Regions from separate parts of the Homo sapiens genome. Here region 1 is linked to region 2. A link is a contact called in ENCODE Hi-C or POLR2A ChIA-PET data. All regions are on one chromosome and are shown on one strand. Each heading gives the region's core, a stretch centred on a gene start or an enhancer-like site at or near the end of the contact. The rest is flanking DNA. Distances are from core to core; before and after follow the strand shown. Region 1 overlaps SPPL3 (signal peptide peptidase like 3). Region 2 has its middle 37 kb from the start of P2RX7.

The links. Hi-C counts contacts between places; a loop is a spot of excess contacts on that map. ChIA-PET counts read pairs that join two places held with the same protein, here RNA polymerase II (POLR2A). Pooled maps may share reads with other maps.
Region 1: a loop to region 2 is called in a map of CD4-positive, alpha-beta memory T cell, with 3 times the contacts of the local background. The contact joins two enhancer-like sites. A Hi-C loop is called at or near these places in 2 of 168 maps with a recorded cell type or tissue (CD4-positive, alpha-beta memory T cell and naive thymus-derived CD4-positive, alpha-beta T cell) and 9 of 50 pooled maps. POLR2A ChIA-PET finds 5 or more read pairs at or near these places in 1 of 52 experiments (activated naive CD4-positive, alpha-beta T cell).

The regions. Positions count from the first base shown.
Region 1 is chr12:120,848,599-120,851,735 of GRCh38, reverse strand. All of the region lies in intron 1 of SPPL3 (signal peptide peptidase like 3), which reads left to right. Among named protein-coding and RNA genes, the nearest start is that of SPPL3, 54 kb to the left of the region's middle. Within about 2 kb of position 1,714, at least 12 of the 41 ENCODE cell types and tissues checked have a DNase peak (open chromatin) inside an H3K27ac peak, as active enhancers do.
Region 2 is chr12:121,094,455-121,097,328 of GRCh38, reverse strand. No RefSeq gene overlaps it. Among named protein-coding and RNA genes, the nearest start is that of P2RX7, 37 kb to the left of the region's middle. Within about 2 kb of position 1,253, at least 4 of the 41 ENCODE cell types and tissues checked have a DNase peak (open chromatin) inside an H3K27ac peak, as active enhancers do.

The DNA of each region.
Region 1 (3,137 bases), core at 465-2,964, 250 kb after region 2:
GCTACTCAGGAGGATGAGCTGGGAGTATCACCTGACCCGGGGAGGTCAAGGCTCCAGTCAGTCGTGTTTGCGCCACTGCACTCCTGCCTGGGTGACAGAGTGAAACCCTGTCTCAAAAAAACAAAAAAGAATGTGAAACAGGAAACGAGAGTGGCAGTGTCCCATCTGATTCTAAGATTTGAGAAGTGGTGGAGTGCCCAGAAGCTCCTGAGCTATTAGGACACAAATACTGCTTCGACTGAACAGAGCTATTAGGCATTTCTTTTGGCCTCAGGTATGCCACAAAAAAAAAAATGACTGAGATTTTAAGGGAGCCATGACCTGAGAACATTTGAGGAATCTCTGATGTGGGCTACTTTTTTTGGTAGATTGCAGTTTGGACTATGAGTATGATTTTAAAAAAAAACTGTATGAGAAAATGAGAGGCCAAAGGCCAGTGATTTACAGGCAGCCTGGTGGAGGAGAAGTGGTATGTGCTGCTGCTACATGGTCTCTAGGGCCATATGCTCTAGTTTGAGTTCTAGTTTTTTGACTATATCACTGTGGCTAAGCAATGAAGTTTCTAGACTCGCGTTCTCATTCATTAGGAATGATAACACCTGGTAAGTATCTAAACGAGATACTGTAGGTAAGTATACTTCATAGAATTTTAAATCTGGTAATTGTGTGGTAGGCTGAATAATGACCCCTAAAACATGTCCATGTCCTAATCTCTAGAACCTATGAATATAGGAAAGGAGACTTTGCAGATGGCATCAAATTAATATTTTTGAGATGAGATTATCCTGGATTATCTGTGTTGGCCCAATATAATCACACAGGTCCTTGGAAGAGGTGGGCACACCAGAGTGAGTGGTAGCAGATTTGACGATGGAAACAAGAGGTTGTAGTGATCGATGAAGGGAATGTGAGCCAAGGAATGCAGGTGGTCCTCTAGAAGATGAAAAAGGCAAGGACACATTCTTCCCTCAGAGCCCTCACAGGGAACCAGCCCTATAAAACCGATGTCAGATTCATGACCTCCGCAACTATGAGAATAAGCTTGTGTAAAGTCAGTATTTGTGGTAATTTCTACAGCAGCAGTAGGAAACTAATATAGGATGTTACTCACATTTAAAAAGGGAAAGTGTTTGAAAAACCCTAACGTCCACTGTCAAAAAACCTAACATTCTTTCATTCTTTTTCACAGTATGAAATCCAGAATAGCAGCATTTGGCTTTTGTTTTTTTTTTTTTTTTTTTTTAAAGGCTGGTCTCACTATGTTGTCCAGGCTGGTCTTGAACTCTTGGGCTCAAGCAGTCCTCCCACCTCAGCCTCCCAAGTAGCTGTGCATTCATTTGGCCTTTTAGACTTCCTTACAATGCGGCATAAACTTCTGTGGTGTAGACATGTTGAGATTTACTTTGGCCTTAACAGATGGCTCTAGAGACTTTGAGGAAGTATTTAGATTTGAAAGGGGCAACAGAGAGGACTCATAAACCTCTGGAACATCTAAGATGTGTGTCTCTGGAAAGCCTAATTTTATGGGAAGGGTTTTTGGAACTGAGTTCCCTTGGCAGCCCCTAGAGTTACCTTTTACCAACCATCCATTATATTTCTAAATCTAGCTGGTCCAACAAGTTGCTTTAGAACAGTTTCTCCAAGCCTAATGTGTTTTATATTTGCACTCCAGAGGGTAGTATTTCAGAGCCTCTCAGGTGCAAACTTGGGGTTTTCCATGGCCGGGTGACTCAGCTGAGGAAAACTTCTGACCAGTGACTGCCTGTTTGTATCTACACACTCTGTTAGGAATGGTTATTTTTACTGAGTCCTTGTCAACATCCTGTCAATCCCAGATTTTCCAGTAGAAATACTTCACGCTAGAATTATGTCTTTATAAAGCAGCAGCTGTCACAAAGAAGTGGTAAGGCCTGAGGACATGAGAATTGTAGGGGGAGGGTATGTGTGAGAAGATCCAGAACCTGTAACCCAGAGTGGTTTTTAGGAGTCTCGGATAAATAGGATTTTCCTGGTCCCAAAAGGTAAAGACTACATGTATTGTGCACTAGTCAAGCTTCCTCATAGCTAACTAGCATGCCTGATAGAAGCTAGAAATTTTCTTGGACATATTTTCAGATGCCACGTGCAAAAATCACTTCGTACAGAGTATATATTGATCTGTTTTTTAGAGCTGTTTGGATTTTCTAAGTAAAATTCAAAGGAAATCTTCTCAACATGTCTACATTTTACCTGTATTTGCTATATCTTGGTAACCTTAGGCCATTGCTAGTATAGATAGATCATCCTGTTTCACTTGCCTCTGTGGTGGCTCATTAATCTATTCGTATCTACTTAAACAATAGAATGTCTTCAGAAATTGTGTTGCCAGTTGGCTACAACTTTGTAGAAGTTGGTATTGATTACCTGAAATTATTTTTTACCTTTAGAGTACTGATTTAGATGCTTGTTAGAGTTGAGCCCATCTCTAATAACTTTGTTAGAGGGAAAGAGAGTATCAGGTAAAGTTTAGGTTTAGTTTTACTTTTTATTATTATTGTTTTCTTTTGTTTTTTGTTTTCTTCCTCTGGTTTTAGAGGGAGGATCTCTGTTGCTCAGGCTGGAATGCAGGGGCGTTGATTATAGCTCACTGCAGCCTTAAATTCCTGGGCTCACGCAATCCTCCCATCTCAGCCTCCATGAGCATGTCTAAGAATATAGACATGTGCCACCATGCCCAGCTAATTTTTAAATTTTTTGTAGAGATGGATATTTACATAGTAATCAAGTTTGTATTACATCCTGGGCCTTGAAAGATGGCCAAAAAAAAAACCAAAATTGAGTGTTACACAAATCACCTGTAGCTTGCTCATTGATCATTAGTGTTATTACACTAAAGTGATAAAAAGTAATTTATGCACAAATTTTTAAGGCATTTTTGTCCTTACTATTTTCTTACACATTAGGTATAATGAGCTATGGTAAAAGAGCAGTAATTTAAAGCATCTGTGAGAAATCTAACCTTTCCTTTTGTAACCTTTTGGATTTAATTGTGATTTTTGAGAAATGGAACAATCAGTAGTAGTTATGAAAATTGTCAATTTGGCTTATGTTAAATATATAGATTAATTTATAAGTCCATCGAAAATATGCAGATGACT
Region 2 (2,874 bases), core at 4-2,503:
GGCGCATGCCTGTAATCCCAGCTACTTGGGAGGCTGAGGCAAGAGAATAACTTGAACCCATGAGGTGGAGGTTGCAGTGAGCTGAGATCATGCCATTGCACTCGAGCCTGGGCAACAAGAGTGAAATTCCGACTCAATAATAATAATAATAATAATAATAATAATAACAACAATAATAATAATGTGTTTAAATAATTTATCTCATATCTCTGCACCTTCACTCCATTTCTTTTCAAAGAAACAGAGAAAAACAAAAACAAAATGTCATAGTTCTGGGCCGGGCACGGTGGCTCACACCTGTAATCCCAGCACTTCGGAAGGCTGAGGTGGGTGGGTCATTTGAGGTCAGGAGTTTGAGACCAGCCTGGCCAACACGGTGAAACTCCACCTCTACTAAAAATGCAAAAATTAGCCGTGCGTGGTGGTGGGCATCTGTAGTTCCAGCTGCTTGGGAGGCTGAGGCAGGAGAATCGCTGAGGGAGCCCGGGAGGTGGAGGTTGCAGTGAGCTGAGATTGTGCCACTGCACTCCAGCCTGGGCAACAGAGCAAGACTCTGTCTAAAAAAAAAAAAATAAAAGTCACAGTTCTACTTGACCCAGCAGCAGGCTTTAAAACCAGAGGCTTTAATTCTCCCAATTTCCTCATTTGTCAAAATGCAGAAGCCAATCTAAGTAAATCACCTAGAACGGCAGCAAGCTACGTAAGTTCGGGGCTGAAATGTGATATTTCTTCTGAATCTCTCTTTTCTTACAACATCAGAGAAATGGGTAATAAATAGCACCAAACCCAGGGGCTCCACATTTATTCCTCTTTCCGGAGGAAATAAATTCTAGCCACCATATTTCTCAATAGGAACCGATATGTAAGGAGAATGAATTTATTCATTCATGAGTCATGTATTCAATCCTGATAAAAATACTTTATTCTGGTCTTCAATAGCAAATATGACCGGAGAGCCAGAGGGTCAGTGGTCCTGCTCTGAGCTGTGCAGGTGGGGCTGTCTCTGGGTAGTGGGAGGGTCGGGTGGGTGTTTCTGACCTGGGCGTCTTTGCCCAGAGGAGCAGAAGTGAACACACGCCCTCCCACTGGGCTCTTCTGCTGACGTGGGTTGGTAGGACGGTTATGGCTCAGCTTAGGGTCCGCAGCTGGGCAATGAGGAGACTGGAGGGGCCTTTCTCAGGTAGTGGCGTCTGGTAATCAGCAGATGGCGCCCGAGGTCGCTGGGCCCGCCCCGCGTGCGGGTCTTTCTGGTTGACTCCCCAGGCTCTTGCGTGGGAACTCACCACTGAGCACTGAACGCAGTTCCTCAGTCCGAGACCTCCTCACTCTCGCAGGACGCACAGTTGCACACACAAGTCCCTCACCTGTCACGACCCACGCTCTTACATACTCTCCCACTCCCACCCACACCCCCTCTCTCAGATGTGTGATCCAGGATTTCCTCTCCACCCACAGCCGCAGACGCCCCCACGGTTCGTGCAAATGTGCACACTCGGTGCAGCAGATCCCCGCCTCCTGCACACGTGCGCGTTTTTCCAGCCTCGCACTTTATCTCACACGTTTTCTCACCCAGAGACCCCATTTCAGACACACACACCCTCTCAGCCTTTTCTCTTGCCTCCCAACCCCTTAAAACGGAAATCCTTTATTTCCTCCGGAATTTGCTCACTTCGTGAAATGCCGGTCTGTCTTCTGGCGGATCCTATAGGGCAGCCCTTTCCTGCCCCTTGGTTCCAACAGCCCCTTTCATGCCAGTTTTTGTCACGTGCCTCTTACCATGCTGAAGTGAAATTGACCCAGCCATCACACAATGCCCTAACTCAGGGGTCTGCAAACAATGGCCCCAGAAAGCTGTTTGTTTTCCCCCAGCTTTATCTGAATATGCTTGAAAAGTAAACATTGTATATATTTAAAGTGGGCAACCGGATATTTAATACACATTGTGAAATGATCACCGCAAACTAAAACACCCACCATCTTACATTGTTACCACTTTCTTTCTTTTTTGGAGGTGGGGTGGTTAAGGATCTTAAGATCTACTCTCTTAAGAAATTTCAGGTATACAACAGAGTGTTGTTACACGCTGTACGTTACATCTCCAGAACTTACTCATCTTGTATAACTGACACTTTATACCCATTAAACAACACCCCGTTTTCTCCAACCCTCAGTCCCTGGCAACGACTATTCTACTCTACTCTCTGCTTCTATGAGTTTGGTTAGTTTAGATTCCACATATAAGTGAGATCATGCAGTATTTATTTATTTATTTATTTATTTATTTTTCTTGATGTGGAGTCTCGCTCTGTCGCCCAGGCTGGAGTGCAGTGGTGCCATCTTGGCTCACTGCGACCTCTGCCTCCTGGGTTCAAGCGATTCTGCCTCAGCCTCCCGAGTAGCTGGGACTACAGGCGTGCACCACCACAATCTATTTTTGTATCTTTAATAGAGATGGAGTTTCACCATGTTGGCCATGCTGGTCTCAAACTCCTGACCTCAGGTGATCCACCTGCCTCAGCCTCCTGAAGTGTTGGGATTACAGGCGTGAGCCACTGTACCAGGCTGAGATCATGCAGTATTAGTCTTTCTGTGCTTACTTATCTCACTTAGCATAGCAGGTTCATCCAGGCTGTTGGAAATGGCAGGATTTCCTTCTTTTTTGGAGCTGAATAATATTCCATTGCGTAGACACGTTTCCCTCACCCATTCATCTGTGGATGGATGTTATTTTCCATAATGGCTGTACAAGTTTACATTTTTACTAACAGTGTACAGTGATCCCTTTCCCCCACATCCTCAATAACAGTTGTTATCTTTCCTCTTTTGGATAATAGCCATTCTAACAGGTGTGAGGTGATGTCTCATTGAGGTTTT